2 separate regions of the Mus musculus genome follow, and region 1 is linked to region 2. Evidence: chromatin loops called from intact Hi-C (ENCODE). Cell type or tissue: heart. All regions are shown on one strand.

Region 1 (8,000 bases), 81 kb before region 2:
GAGAGAGAGAGAGAGAAGCTTTGGAGCCAGAAGCATTTGTTTTCCCTGGAGCTGGAGTTATAAGCAGGTGTAATTTGGAAATTGAAGTCCAGATCTCTGCAAAATTAATATGTGCTCTTGCTCAGAGCAAGTTTTGGACTATGACTGTGTAGGAAAAAACTTCCTCAGATGATGAACAGGTTTCTGAACTGAATGTGTTACTCAATCATATGGATAAACGTCATATTGTGCATTAGTATATCATATATTAGTATGTAATATAGTATATTATATTAGTTTATATTAATATACAAACTAAGTTTTACTAATAAGTTGTCAGTAATAACAAACATGAGTACATTTTATAAAGTCAATAAATTTTAATTGTCTATCAATGTCAGGTATTTTTTGAGATAGCCATGAGGAAGAACGGAGATGAGGTGTTGGTGGTGGCGAAGATTATGGACAGCCCTAATGTGCAGAATTGCCTTCCCCCCGCTTGTTGGACTCATACCCCAAAGCAGATCTTTTCCTCAAGATTATGTATAAAATACACATAATTCATGAAATAGTTCTGGATTCACGAAGGCGTGGTGATTGGGTGAGACTGGGTGACTTAACTAGGGAAAGAATGGACTGGAGTGTTTAGATAAAGTTGAGAGAAATGCAGAACAATCAAAAGGAACTGGGAGGCAAAAGTGAAATTCCCTATCAGTTTACGAGTGAAGGGATTCAGGGTCAGAGACTAGGAATATGTTCAAAGCCACCCAACCTTCGCTGCCGAGGGTTGTATTAAAAATAAAAGAAAGAAAAATGAGGATGGTGTACAAAATTTTAAAAATAAACAAAAGTCAAGATGTTATTTTTTTCCTGGGCCTCATACAGATGAGAGCCCTCTGTGGCTTTTTCCTTTTAGACCTATCTTGATGTTTTCAGTGTTTGATTGGCCAAGAGGTCAGAGCTGGAGAATGTAGCAGCTGCTGCTAAACTCATCAGTTGAAAAGCAAGGGATGTTTCTCAGCTTTGAGGTGGCAAAGTTCCAGTGCAGAGGGACTGGTTTGGTTTGGTGTTTTGGCCTTAGCAACATCTATCATTTCAGGTACCAAAATGGGCAAATTTAAATATTTACGAGTTTTAAAGAATTAAAAATCTTTTCCATTCTTAGAGGACCATCTCTGCTATTGTGCTAAGTTGAGTCCTTAGCCCCAGAAGCCGATGATTTGGACCTAGAGACCAAACACTGAAATTTCACATTTGGTTTACTTGGAAAAGCCATGTTGATTTTTTTTGTTTTGTTTTGTTTTTTTAAAGATTTATTTATTTATTATATGTAAGTAAGTACACTGTAGCTGTCTTCAGACACACCAGAAGAGGGCATCTGATCTCTTTACAGATGGTTGTGAGCCACCATGTGGTTGCTGGGATTTGAACTCCGGACCGCTGGGAGAGCAGTCAGTGCTCTTAACCACTGAGCCATCTCTCCAGACCCACGTTGATGTTTTGTGTGCCATGATCTTATTATACTTTGGAATAAGATGCCTCGGCCCTGAGAACTCAGAGTAAACAAGACTGAGGCAAGACTTTATCAAAGGCTGTGTAATGTGTGTGGGTAAACAACCTGAACGGCGTGCTGGACACGGTTGTACTCTTCTGATTTTAGAAGTTTAATTAGGTTTTCATAACTACCTATAAAACCCCATGGTGCAGGCTAGGCATCAACACAGGGCAGAAGCCACATCCTGGTGGCCTGTTTCCCAGGTCCACCCTGCAGATGGGCTACATTGTGTTTGGTTTCAAAAGTGTTTAAAGACTCTGTGTGTGTGTGTGTGTGTGTATGTACAAGATTTCTAGAAAACTCACAAAAAGATTTAAATTTCCTTCTTGTTTTTAAAAACTCTGAGTCTCCACCTTAGACATATAATCCTTGGCAACTGTTGCTAAGAGGCCAACTTGCTCTCTTTCTGTCTTGTCTACAGAGGGCTGTATCAGTCTTTAATGCTTCCTGGCTGTCCTCAGCTGCTTGAGACATTGTAACCTTGCAGACAGCATTGGCTTTTCCAATGAGGACAGTAGAAACGTCATTAATTGCTTTGGGTTGCTGACAATACACTTATTCGATTTTTCTTTTACACTCAAGGCCGCTTTGGAAACTGTCTGTTGAGCGCTTTTAGAAAATTTGACGTGTATTTGGCCAGTTTCAGTGGAGTAAAACTTTGGCCTTCCATCTGGTTTATGGAAACATTCAAATAATAAAAAAAAAAAAACAACCCAGAACCAAGTTTGGGGTAAAAAGTATGTTTGAGTATGAAATGGTGGACCTGTTTCTAGTGGGTGGTTTGTAATGTAGTGATAATAATAAAAAATAAACTAAAGATTGCTTTTGAGGGTGGCCTTTTCTCCTGCTGTCACTCATTGGTCCTACTGTGTGGCTTGGGTATCTATATGCAGACCCTTCTCTCTACGGTTTAATCCTACTCTAGCCCCTTGCTGACTCACCCCATACTATATATACATATATGCATATATATGAAAATGTTCACATTTTAATACATATGGCATTCAAAATGTTGATTCATTATTAAATGTCTGAATGAATGAAGTCAGAACAAATTGAAAGTGTTCACATTGTTTTAATTTATTTTTACCTCTCTTTATCTCTCTGTGTGTGTGTCTCTCTCTCTCTGTATGTCTGTGTTCCGGTTTGTATCTGCACACATGCATGAAAGTGGAAGTCAGAACTACCAATGGTTGTCATTCGTCTGAAGCCCAGCTCACCTTTTTCTGGGACCCTTTCTTATTAGCCTTGAACTTAGCAAATAGGCTAGGCTGGCTGGCTGGCCATCCCTGGGATCCATATGCCTTTGCCTCCTACTTTGGGATTACAAGCTCAGGCTACAGGGTTTTTGGAGTCTGGGATTTGCCCTTAGAATCTCATGCTTGCGAATACCAGAACTTTACCTGTTGATTGCCCTCCCCAGTCCGTGCTGACAGTTTGAGAGGGGACAAACCCAATTTACACCCGTTAAACTTCAAAAGTGAATGTGATATAATGTGATGTATATAAACAAAGCAGGTAAGGGATGTCTTGTTAATTTGTGATTTTTCTTAGTCACTGTGTTCAGTCACATTGCTTCTGCTTTTGGGTTCTGGGAGGTGTGGTTTTGCTGATGGGAAGGAGTGTAAAGCTGAAGAATCAAAGGTGAAACAAATCCCATCAAGAATTAAAGCCTACTGCTCACGTTCTGTTTTAAAAATAAGCTCATCACATAGAGTTAGAGTCTTGATTCTGCTCATCAATTAAAGTGCTGACTTCGGAGAAGCAAGACACAGACACCCGGAAGCCTCCGGAAGTCTAAAATAGCTAATATGTAAATATAATAGGATAGCAACCCCGGACGCCACACATCCCATATGTGTGTTTGTGCAAACCCATCAGTGTTGTGTAAACCCCGTGCCCCACGTTTAGCAGCTCCAGGTAGAGAATTTTCGTTTGCACTTGTGGGAGAAAAAGAAAGTCACCTCCCCACGCGCTCGTTTGCATTTCCCTGGTCAAAGCAGGTCTGCTCCCGGCCACCGGTGTCCGGCCTTTGAGACCTCGGGGGTCGCTGCATCCTCTCACTTTTGGGGCTCCAAGATCTCACACTCTTTGCAGACCACACAGCGATTCCAGTCCAGTCCTCGTTGGGCTACGCGGGGGGATTCCGCAAGGGTTCGTAGGGTGCCACGATCGCGGGCGGGGACAGGGTTTGGGGTGGAAGTTAAAGACACGCCCACGTCAGGGACCCAAAATAGCCCACGCGCCCAGGGCCCGAAATCAGACAGGAAGCCAAATACCCGGGGCGTTGAGCGGCTCGGGCCGGAGCGCTGGCCGAGGGCTGGGAGCCAAGGGTCTGGCGGGGGCGGCGCGGGGCGGGGCGGGGCTGCGAGCCTATTAAAGCTCGGCCCGCGGGGGCAGAGCGGGGCGATGGAGCGCGACGGCGACCAGGCAGGGCACGGGCCCCGGCACGGGTCAGCGGGAAACGGTCGCGAGCTCGAGTCACCAGCCGCGGCTTCGCTGCTCGCGCCCATGGACCTAGGAGAGGAGCCGCTGGAGAAGGCGGAGCGTGCCCGCCCTGCCAAAGACCCCAACACCTACAAAGTGCTGTCGCTGGTAGGTCGGTGCTTGCCGCGACCCGACACCCGGGAGGGGCGAGAGCGAGCAGGTCGGCACCCGGCATGGGAGAGCGTGGGCGCCTCCTGCGCCGGCACCGGGTGACCTGCAGGGTCCTTACCCCTCTCCCAGCAGGAGCAGGCTGCTAAAATAGTCACCTTGACATACCGTCCTCTTCCCCCAGAGAATACAGGACATTTGGAGGCGGAAACAAAAAATCGGCTAGTCTTAGGATAGCGCAGCGATGTTTGTAGTCTTTTAGGTGGCGTAGGTCAGGGTACAGGTGGTGCTCGTGGCTTTAGGTGAATTTATTGCAGTTGAAAGATTTATCACAGCTTTTGAAAGTATCGGGAACTTTAGAAAACACCCATGCTTGGCTCTGTAGTGGTATTTCCAGACAGTTATTTAGAAGCCCCATTGACGTTCATGTTTATGTGACTGGGAAGAGGCCCGGGATTCATTGCCCACTCTTTGAACCACAGACAGCGCTGTTTGTGTGTTGCCCGGAGGCACAGTTGCCTGCTATATCCCTCTGCTCTTCTGTTAGACCAGTTGTAGCATCCACAACCAACTTCTGGAAACAGGACGCCGATTTTCACTCGGGATCTTCCTTGGGTCAGAAAGGCTGAGTCCTGTGTGGTGGTTCTAAGTATTGGTGGGGACTTCCATTATTCTTCTCAAGCTCCGCTGTGTTGTGTTAAAATGAGAGCGCATAGCATAGTTTCAATGGGACTGACTGCGGGAAATAAATTCAGAACTGAAGGAGGAGGTAGTTAGTTATTTTATAGTACGTGCAAACCACAGCTTTCTGTGACTAGCACACCCTAAAACATATTCTTACACATTCTGGCTTGAGCGCTGTTTTGTGGAAAAATCTTTCCGATGTTTAAAGTCTCCTTTTGACATCATTTCCATTTCCACTGTTCTTAGGTTCTATGCAGACACCGTAGCACTTTGAGAACCAGAATCCCGAGACTTAAGGGATGGTGTCATATCCTTAGTTTTTTAAAAATAAGTCTGAGGTTCAAAGAAGTCTCCCAAACCGCAGGCGGCTGTCTCCCAGGATATAATTTTGTATCGTATGTCACTCATATGATATTGATGGGCATTTAGTGAGTTTGAGTCTAGTAAGACTTTTTGTTGTATGTTTTTTAATGGAAGATCGCAATTGTTACAGGACTACTTAAATTATTGAGTTTCAGTACTCTTACCTACTGTGAGATACTCAATGAAGACACACTGAATGTTTATGAAATTGTAAGGCATATTTATAAACTTACTATAAGTCATTGAAGGGTTTCCAGTTATTGAATTCAGTTTTACTCATTTGCATACAGGCCCACAATAGATGTCAGCACAGGTCCACCTGTAGATCACAGAGTTTTCACTCTGACACCTGCGGTCGCTTGGTTGGCCAGTATTCCAGCATTACAAACGGCTCTGATGGCACACTTCAGAAATTGCTGCATGCCCTAGAATCTCCTCAAACAGATCAACTATGAATATTTGGTATATTTGGTTACGGCATATTTTATGAATTAGAACAAATTCTTGTCTCAGATAATTTTTAGATATTTATATATTTTTAGTTTATGTGTGTGACTGTTTAGCATATATGTGTGAATATATTACATATATAATTTATATAAATATATATTATACACACACACACACACATATATATAAATATCCCCCACTCCAGCTGTCCAATGTTCTCAACAGAGGCCCAGAGTAATGTAATAGTTCCTCCAATTCCATTGTATGTATGCACACACATGAACACGCACACACATATATACATATGTATATACATATATGTATACATGTGTGTATGTTTGTATACCTTGTGTGTGTGTGCCTGGTACCCACAGAGGCCAGAAGAGGATGTTGGATTCCTTGGAACTGTAGTTTACAGATGGTTGTGAGCCACTATGTGGGTGCTGGGGACTGAACCTGGGTCCTCTGTAGGAGCAACAAGGTACTTACCTGTTGTGCCATCTCTCCAGCTGCAGCTTTATGTCTTTTGATGGACTCCAGAGAGGCATAAAATATAAGCCGCTTCTCACTGGAGCTCTTAGTTCAGGACTCAGCTGGAAGTGAAACCTATTTTTTCTCTTTTCCTCCTCTACTTTAATAACCCTCTATCAGAAGCCCTCAAAGGAATTTGACGACTGTCATCAAAGAGCTCTGGGACATGTTTTCGAGAGACAGCCTTAATTATTGGATTTATCTTGTTTCTTTTTTCAGATTAAGCATCAGCACATTTTGTATGAAGTTGAAGAATCAGGTTGGACTAATTGCATCCTGGGGTTAGGATCAGGGAGGCCCCCCACTCCCTGGCCACAGGATTCTAATCGGACAGGATAATCACAGGGCTGCTTGCAGGGGGAGGATGAAGTAGTGATGATACGATCGTGTGCTTTTCTTAGATTTTCTCTAATTAGTGAAAAGAATGTAGTTACATCAGAGTCAACGGAGAATGGGGATCTCGTCCTAGCCTTGCTTGCCTGGGTGATGCTTCATCTCAGGACTTTCTGCCTAGGTACTCAGCAGGTCTAAGGAAACAGCAAGAGAGAAAAACAGGCACTGCTCTCAGTGTCCTCTGTGACGTACGTGTGTTAGCATTCCCTGGCTGCGTTGAACTACGTTGATAATTAAGTTGCCAAGGGAAAAGGCTGAGCAGATCGTGGTATGAAATCAGGGTAGCAGAGGTTCCGGTACATTACTTTGGGCCTCTGCTGAGAGCGCTGGGTGTTGGAGGGGGAAATGAGGATGGATGAGCAAACACAGATGGAGCCTAGGATCCCACAGTCCCCTTTGACTGAACACCATCCATGACCCACGAATCTCCCACGAGGTAGATTCTAGAATCTCCCACCTCCTGATAGCACTGCCCTGTGGACTAAGAGTTTTATCTCATGAAGCTTTGGGTAGATATTTGCAATCTGAAGTATAGCAGTTACATATGAAATGCCCTTGCCTAGGTCCAGATCAAGTTTGAACTGAAATATTCACTCCTAAAGTTGGGCTCAGGTATTTATCTAAAATACCATTGCTCCCCATTCTAGTTCTAAAAGGACTAGTAGCTTTCAAGTAGTTTGCAGTGTGAGCTCTAGTAGATCTTCTAAAGCATTACTCCCGTTAAAGAGCTCTTTCTAAGAGGTAGAAGTTGGCCTTGGTCTAGCTAGACTAGGGTTAATTCTCTAGCTTCTTCCCTCTTCCCATATCTATCCTACAGTATTCAGAATAACTCTCTCAGTCGGGTTTGGATCGACATTGTCCATTGACTTTCAAATTTAACATGTGCCTTCCATGGCTTTAGCATTTTATTTCAAGATGACCAGGCTATCTCCAAAGCTAGAACAGTCTAAAATTTGTCTCTAAAGGCATTTGTTTCAAATGCTCCAATGTGTACGGAGGACCAAGGAGCCCAGGGTTCATTGTGTTTCTATTGGGTCTCTGATAGTACCTGACTGCCATCAGCATTTGGTTGGTTGAATGAATACACTACACACTTTATTTCTAGTTAGAATCATGGGAAGACAGAACACTCAGTTATAAAGTCAGAATGTGAGGAATCCAAACATACTTGGCACTCGGCTGTAACTCGGATAGGTAAGATAAAAACGGGGATAGTATTTTATTTGGATGACGGTGATGGAAGAAGTCATGAATGACCGGGATGAATGAGAGCCAGCATGCCTAAGCAGAGCCCGTGCTAAGCCTGTCGTAATTTAGGTTCAGGATCAGAAATGTAACCCTGAGCTTTCTTCCCCATTGGCACACACAACTCAGGTGTGGCCAGACAAGGATATATAAAAAGGCCAAAACAAACCTCCCTCATTCATGCCAGGACGTCTTGTGCTTTGGA
Region 2 (8,000 bases):
CGGGGACTGTAGGTCAGTAGTGCAGCAAACTTTTCCCAGTGGTTACAAGCATGTTTTCACATTGACATATAATTTTTCAGATATTTATTGTCATGTTGCCAAAGTCACAAGTTACTAAAAGCAGAAACAAACTTTACATCCATTTCTGTCTAGGACAGACCTTCAAAGCATGCCCAGTGAGCAGATAACATTGGGTCATTCCTACCAAAACATCCACTTGAGGGCACACACATTGCAGGAAGGTTAGGGCACAATTGCACGGGAAATACGGTTGGTATTTTCAATTTCTGTATTCATTTAATTCTGACTATTTTTTTTTTTTTGAGTCAAGGTCTCTTGTAGCCCAGGCTGCCCTCATTTCCTCTGAAGAAACTCAGGACCCTTCTACCTCCCATGTGCTGGGATTTCAAAAGCAAGCCTTCCACGGCTCCAGCTTTAGTGGGTTACTTTTAAAAAGAAGTTTATTTATAGATACTGTACTGGTGCACAATCAGAATATTTTTTAAGTTAAAAAGAGTAAAGTTGCCTTTCAAGGGCCTTTTACAATTGGTTCCGTGACTCCACCCTGGAGAAAGCCTGCTGCCCTCTGATGGAGGAGGGAAAAAAGCCTTTACTGGGCTTTGCCTTCTCACACAAAGCACACCACAGAGCTGCAGCACACTGCTGGCAGAGTTGCACACACTTGACAAAGGTGGCCGTGTGTGCAAGTGCCTGGGTTATCACACCCACCGAGTCACACCAGACCTTCTGGAAAGAGGCAAAGAGCTAGCAGCAACCAGACAGCAGCTGGGACAAGCCAGCTGTCATCTGCTTCTGGGTATCTTCCCAGGGAGGAGAAATATTTCCCCACTACTTCCTGTCTGTGAAATCCAAGGTCATGGGATGAAACTAGGCTCAGGTTCAGAGAACTAACAGTGCTGTGTCGCCACAATCATCCTATCCGTCGCTGTCCCATGAAAAGCTGACAGAACCAAAAGGCTTCTTCGAGATGAATCACGTGATGGTGCAGCTGACAACTCCTATTACACCCACTCGCAGCAGGCCAGGCGGCTTCTTTCCTTTAAAATGTTTGTGCTAGCGGGGCGTGGTGGCGCACGCCTTTAATCCTAGCACCCCTGGGAGGCAGAGGCAGGTGGGTTTCTGAGTTCGAGGCCAACCTGGTCTACAAAGTGAGCTCCAGGACAGCCAGGGCTATACAGAGAAACCCTGTCTCGAACCCCCCCCCCCCAACAACAACAACAAAAAAACCCAAACAAGCTTTTGTGCTAAACGACTTCCCTGATAAGTCTGTAACTGGAACACTCTCATTCTAACCATGGCGAGGAACTTTAGCCTCTAAACAAGATGTCATAGTGTTTGCTTAAAATCACATTTATCACGTTAAAGTTCACTCATCAAAGTTTCCGTCTAAACCAGAATAATGCCTTCTAAGTAAATTTATTTTCGATTTTATTTTAGTGTGTGTGCACATGTGTGCATGTGTGATGTATGTAAGATGCTCCAGTCCCCAGTCCTTTAAGAAAGATTCTCTCACTTTATTAAGAGCTAGGTTGACAGCCAGTGATCCCCAGTAACCTGCTTTCCCTGTCTGCCAGTGGGGGATTAAAAGGACGCGCCTGGATTTTTACATAGGCTTTAGTGATTTGAACTAAGGCCTTCAGTGTTCACAGCAAGTGCATCTACCTACTGAGACATCTCCTCAGATCCCCAGAAGAGATCTTGAAGTGAATGTGCTCTTGGTGCACCGGGAGCAGAAAAATCACTCTAAAGAAAGAGCAGAATGGATCGAGAAAGACTTTACTTCTCGACGGAGGAGTGAACATGTGGTCTATGATATTCATGGGAAACAGAAACGTCAACAAACACAGGAAAATCTTTTCACTCATTTATGAAGTCACATTTAAAATACAAAACTATTTTTCTGTGCTTGGCACTCGAGAATAGACGCAAAATGTAAAGTTTCAGTCATGGCAAGGGAGGTGGGACCCTGAACAGGCATAGCCTGGGGATTGTTACACAAACTGCTGGATGCTTTCTGAGGGTGAGCTGACAATTTGTTTCAAAACACAAATAAGAGAGAGGCTGGGAAGGAAGAAAGGAGGGGAAGGAAATAAGGGCGACAGTATCAGGAACTGGAGGAGATTTGAGAGAGGTACAGAGGGTCAGGAAATCAAACAAAAATCTACAGCAGGGGGGATGAGGAACTGGGGATAGCCACTGGAGGGTCCCAGACACCAGGGAAACATGAAGCCACCAGGACCCAATGGGGATAACTTTAGCCAAAATGTGCAGAGAAGGGGGAGATAGAACCTGTGGAGACCACCTCCAGTAGATAGGCATGGCCACTGGTTGAGGGATGGGGCCACTCACCCATCTCAAAGTTTTTAACCCAGAAATGCTCCTATCCGAAGAAAGAAAGAACAGGGACAAAAAAATAGAACGGAGACTTGTGTAGCCTTAGTGAGATCAGATAACCAATTTCTATCACATACCTGTCAGAAGAGGGGATGGATGAGTGACAATCCACAGCCTGTTTCTTTCTCTTTTTCTTTTTTTTTTTTTTTTTTTTTTTGGTTTTTCGAGACAGGGTTTCTCTGTATAGTCTTGGCTGTCCTGGAACTCACTTTGTAGACCAGGCTGGCCTCGAACTCAGAAATCCGCCTGTCTCTGCCTCCCAAGTGCTGGGATTAAAGGCGTGCGCCACCACGCCCGGCTTCTTTCTCTTTTTCTTTTTCTCTCTTTCCCTTCTCCCTCTTGCTCTGGCCCCCATTCCCTCCCACCCCCCTCACTCGCTCTGCCCCTCCCCCTCGCTCCGCCCTTCCCCACTCCCTCCCCAGACCCAAAGGTTTCTATTTGTTTCTCATTACAGGGGGTTGTGAGCCACCATGTGGTTGCTAGAATTTGAACTCATGACCTCCAGAAGAGCAGTCAGTGCTCTTAACCATCTCACCAGCCCTCTTTTTACTTTTTTTTTAAAAAAGAGATTTATTTATTATTATATGTCAGTATACTGTAGCTGTCTTCAGACACACCAGAAGAGGGAGTCAGATCTCATTATGGGTGGTTGTGAGCCACCATGTGGTTGCTGGGATTTGTACTCAGGACCTTTGGAAGAGTAGTTAGTGCTCTTAACAGCTGAGCCATCTCTCCAGCCCCCTTTAATTTTTATCTTTTGAAATTAAAATATAATTACATAATTTTCTCCCTTTTCATCGCTCCCTCCTACCATCCCCATGTAGGACACCCACCACCCCTCATGCTCTCTGAATACTTTTCTTCTTCTATAAGAAGATTGGCAAGATAAGTTGGAGCCTCGTCTGTATTTCGGAAGCTTTTGATGTGGTTTCTCCAGAGGGGTGGTGGTGGTTTACGTCATTCTTGTGCCCACCTTTTCCTTGTAAGACAATCTGCCCCTTTGGAAGTATTCTGCCCTCTAACCCTTGAGTTGTGTGAAGGAGACTAACTATAGTCTCCTATAGTCAGAGTCAGTTGCCACAGTTTTACGACATCGTGACCTTAAAACCCAGCACGCAGCGTTGGCAGGTGCTGCCCATCACCGCCAGAGTCCGTCATGCAGATCTTTCAAGTAGATTCGGTGTAATTCCTAGGCTAGTTGGCATTTGGAGAAGCACACAGATATAACAACGAGCAGGTCTGGCTCTGCTTCTGTACATGTATTTGTTCCTTAAAGAGACCCAAGCCATTTCGGTATGTGTGCTGATTCCATATTCCTCTATAGACAGCAGCAGGACTCATCGCAGCCACTGATACGTGAACAGAAGGTGGCGCGTGGACACACACAGTGAGATGCCCTTCTCCTACATGTTCCTGCTTGGATAGACTTGGAAGGTGTGGGTCCGAATACTCAGATGAGAGAATCTAAATAAGTCACATTTGCAGACACAGACAGTAGCATGGAGTTTGCCTGGAGTTAGGGAAAGGGGGCGGGGCATAAACAGTCATTCAGTGCTTTATAGGATGAAAGCATTGTTCTGTTTTTGAGACAGGGTTCTCTATGTAGGCCTAGATGTCCTGGAACTCACGCTGTAGACAAGACTGGCCTCGAACTCACAGAGATCCTTGCCTCGTGAGTGCTCTGATCAGAGGTATGAGCCACCATGCCCAGCCTAGGATGAAATTTTTTTTGATATCTTGTCCTAAACAATGATAATATATTTAATGCTACTGAAATGTAATTTGCTTCAAATTAGTTAAAATTAGAATTTTATGTTTTGATTTATAAACCATCACTTAAAAAAAATCACAGTGAATGTGGAAGGTTGCGTTGCTATGACGGATGTTAAGTCCTGGGTACAGATGGAAAACACGCTTGATTGTTACTAATATGAAACAAACAAACAAACAAATCACAAGAAATGTAAAAAACCGCCCCCATGTAAGAGCATCAGGGCAGAATGAATGTGAGCTGCAGAAAAAACTAAACAGCGGTCGCTCTGCGCTGAGGAATTGTTCGCCCCCTGCTGGCCAGTCTTGGAATTGTTCTGCTTAAAGAAAAAGGATCGTAGGAGCAAGACCGCTTTCAGTAAGTTGTCCTGTTACTAAACGATAAGAATTTTCATTCACCAAAATGTTCTGCGTATAAGCATCAAACTCCTACACCCATCCCTGAAATCACTCATCCATTCCTTTGTTTACTAAAATGAACGCACCAGCCTTCACTAACTCTCACCACGTACATAGAGACACACAATGCAACCTTTTGAAAGCGTTCCCCACTTGGCACACCTTCCTGTGCCCAGTCCCTTTATGTTACTTTATATCAGCAAATAAGGTCCTTGACGTGATGTACAACTCGGGTTACTCATTCCCCTCGGATGGGCATTTTGTGGAAGATTTCTAGTTTTTAATCTGTTTCATATAGAACAACTATGGGGTTCCCAGGTTTTGTGTGAACAAAATGTTTTTATTTCTGTGTGTTTAGTGACCATGAAGAGAGTTGCTTTGTTACGCAGTAAGTGCGTATCTGGGTCTTTATTCCCCACAGCAGCTGTAATACTTTATATGGTCACTTGTTCTAAATCCACGTATTTTTCACATTTGCTTTTATAGATATCTTATAGCAGTCAAAATTTGTACAGTTTCCTACGGGTGTTGAATATATTTCAATGGGACTATTTACCATTTGTAAATTCTTCTTTTAAAAATATCTTATTATATCTTTTGCATACTTCCTGGAAATTACTTAATTTTTTTGTTACATGCTGATTTTTTTTTTCAAATTCTAGATCCGGCGCTGCAGTAGTTGCAGATATATTCTCACACCATGTGCCTTCTTTTTCAGACTCTTATAATAGGATCTTTTCCATCACAAATACTTTAAACTTTAGTTAATTTTAACTTGGTTTTATTTTAATTTTTTTCTCCTACGAATTATAATGTTGAGTCAATGAGATAATTTTTCATCAAGTCTAGATCCTGAAGATTTTTATCTATAATATCTTCTAAAACTTTTACAGTTTGGGGTCAGATTTTGAACCATCTGTAAGGTTTAGATTGAGGTTCATACTCCTCCCTTAATAACTCGACCACTGCATGGCGAAATGGCGTTCTCTTTGTACTGACTTGCTTGTAGGCCCTTGTCAGGAAGAGCTGGGTGTATTTCTGTGGACTCACATTGGAGTATCTATTCTGACTCCTCAGTCTGTTTATCTGTCTGTCCTGCTGTGGATATCCTCCATTCATGTTGAGTGTTAAAATCAAGGAGGGTGAATCCTCCCAAGCTTGCCGATTCATTTTTATATCTGTTTTGGATGCTTTTGTTTTATCGATCTGCACAGACTCCAAGACACTGATGGCTTTCTCAAAGCACACATCCTGCTGAGCCTTGATAGTGAAGGGGACAGATGGGGACACTTTAAGCTCTAAATGAGCACACTTGTACTTCATACTGTTGAAAAGGATAGAGGCTCTTGTCTCTCTTGAGTCATGAGAGGCCATTTGTACTTCTCACTGTATGCAGGAATCTGGACGCACACACTGTGTGCTGCCCAGAAAGCGCACATTGTTAACTGACGGGAGTTAATCTTTAACCTAAAGGTAACTCAGATAATGGTTGGGAAGAATGGTGACTCAAAGGCTGGCCTGGGTGTATAAAACTCCCTACACAGGGAAGGGTGATAACAAGGAGGGCGGGCAAGAGGAAATAAGGACAAACCCACCAGCATGACGAATCCAAAGACAAGAGGAGCAACGTGACCAGAGAGGCAGGACTGAATGGTCGGTGTTCTGGTTTCTTATAAAACTTGTTACTGGAGAAAGTCATGCTTCTCCACCAGGTTGCCAGCCCTCTGAGGGAAGCACTGATCCTGTCTGCTCGTTGGCACCCATACCGAGGGGCAGCAGGGGTTTCTATTCTGGTTATAGCTGGAACAAGGCAAAGTGTCTATGTCCCGATAACTCTCTGCCACTTCAAACATGGTGCGATATGCCCGAGCCAGTAGAATAAGGAAAACGGAAATAAAATAATACAGGCTCAGAAAGGAGAAATGAGACTAAGTTTATAGGTGTCACAATTGTTTACATACCCAAACCCCAGTGAGCCCACCAACAAACAAAATAAGTCGCTGGAGAAGTGGTTCTCAACCGGTGGGCTACAACCCTTGGCACGGTCACATATCAAATATTTACATTAAGATTCATAACAGTAGCAAATTGTTATGGATTGTGAAGGTTGGAGGTCGCCACCGCATGAGGGACTGTGTTAACTGATTGCAGCCCGAGGAAAGTTGAGATCACTGCTCTAGCGCCACAGAAAGAATTACACCAGTGCAGTGACATGGGTGTCAGTTAGGGGAGAGGTAAAATTTTTACTCTGTCGATCAGTCTGTGATTACAACTGATCCAGTCTTTCTTTTACGAGTGTCTGGAGTTTTCAGCACATTTATCTTTAATATATACCCAAGTTCTCATTTTTTTTTTAGCAGTTGTACGAAGCATTATGTTTTTTATTTTTATTTTTTATTTTTGACTGAGTGACTACAAAGACTTTATTAAATTATTGCAGCAGGAGGCAGTGCTAATGCAGAAGAGGGACATGGTGGTGAGAATGCTTAAGCAGCCTCAACAAAGCCACAGAGACCTCAACCTGTCCAAGCTGGTGCTATAGAGTCAGAGGATGGGCACCACGGGAAGAGATTTCAAGTTAGCCCTGACAACAGCACCTCAGCTCTGCGGGGACATCGGCCAGGGTCCTTTCTGAGGGCGCTCGAGCCTCCAACTGGAGGAGAGTTTGGGCCAGTTGCTCTGAGCCTCCAAGGAATTCCCCCCCCCCCCCCCATGAAATCATCTCACAACCAAGGCAAAGCTACATGCCACGTCTGACACTACCAATTGCAAGCTGGGTCCCTGGGCTATAGGAATGGGGGCAGCCCCCGCTGGGCTAGGCAGACTGGGAAGCGGGAAGCGGGGCGGCTCCTTTGCTCCAGCGCTTAAGAGTCCTTATGGGCCGCTGCTTTATAGTCTTACCAGCCTCAGCCCAGTTCAAATAGTCACTAAACTTTGTATTCTACGCTTACAGAATTCCACAAACACACCCACCTGCACTGGGTCCTTTATTACTTAAAAGGGCTTAAAGAAACATGTTTTAAAAGAAAATTTCCTTTGTACACATATACCTATGTAGAGCCTAGACGGCCTCTCAGCTGACTGGGTCCCCAGCCCCCCAAGCTGAGAAGGCTCTGCGAGGCTCTGCAAGGCTCTGCAAGGCTGCTACAACGTGCAGAGTTTGGCTGCATGGATTTTAATGAGAGCGTCAGGCGGAGCTGTGCTGTTGCTCACCGGGACTTGCAGATCATTACCAAACCAGCTATAGGATGAGAACACAGCACATGGAAACCCTAGGAGGTCACTGAGCTAATGATCTAACCCTACCTTCCGCAGACAGGGCCCCTCCCTCCCCAGCTCCTCGCGACCCCAGTCTTTCCTGGTGGACTCTGTCCATTCCAGAAGCCAGGCCAATACCGCCGCTGCAAGGTCGGAAC

Evidence for each region. A loop is a pair of places that touch in the nucleus more often than their neighbours do. Peaks named below come from ENCODE experiments on the same cell type or tissue, not always from the same donor. Only the 100,000 strongest peaks of a DNase experiment are listed, where the experiment ranks them.
Region 1: a loop joins it to region 2, with 2.1 times the contacts of the local background. A loop is called at or near these places in 10 of 42 quality-filtered maps.

The regions. Positions count from the first base shown.
Region 1 is chr10:24,707,935-24,715,934 of GRCm38, reverse strand. It overlaps Enpp1 (ectonucleotide pyrophosphatase/phosphodiesterase 1), which reads left to right and starts at 3,776. Exons shown (of 25, transcript NM_008813.4): 1 at 3,776-4,129. The coding sequence starts at 3,944. In heart, a CTCF peak has its summit at 4,213; a DNase peak (open chromatin) is centred at 3,894; H3K4me3 peaks cover 1,841 bases; H3K27ac peaks cover 1,087 bases; H3K27me3 peaks cover 241 bases.
Region 2 is chr10:24,627,346-24,635,345 of GRCm38, reverse strand. No RefSeq gene overlaps it. Among named protein-coding and RNA genes, the nearest start is that of Gm15270, 36 kb to the right of the region's middle. In heart, CTCF peaks have their summits at 581 (motif pointing left) and 4,497 (motif pointing left); a DNase peak (open chromatin) is centred at 815; H3K27ac peaks cover 62 bases; H3K27me3 peaks cover 199 bases.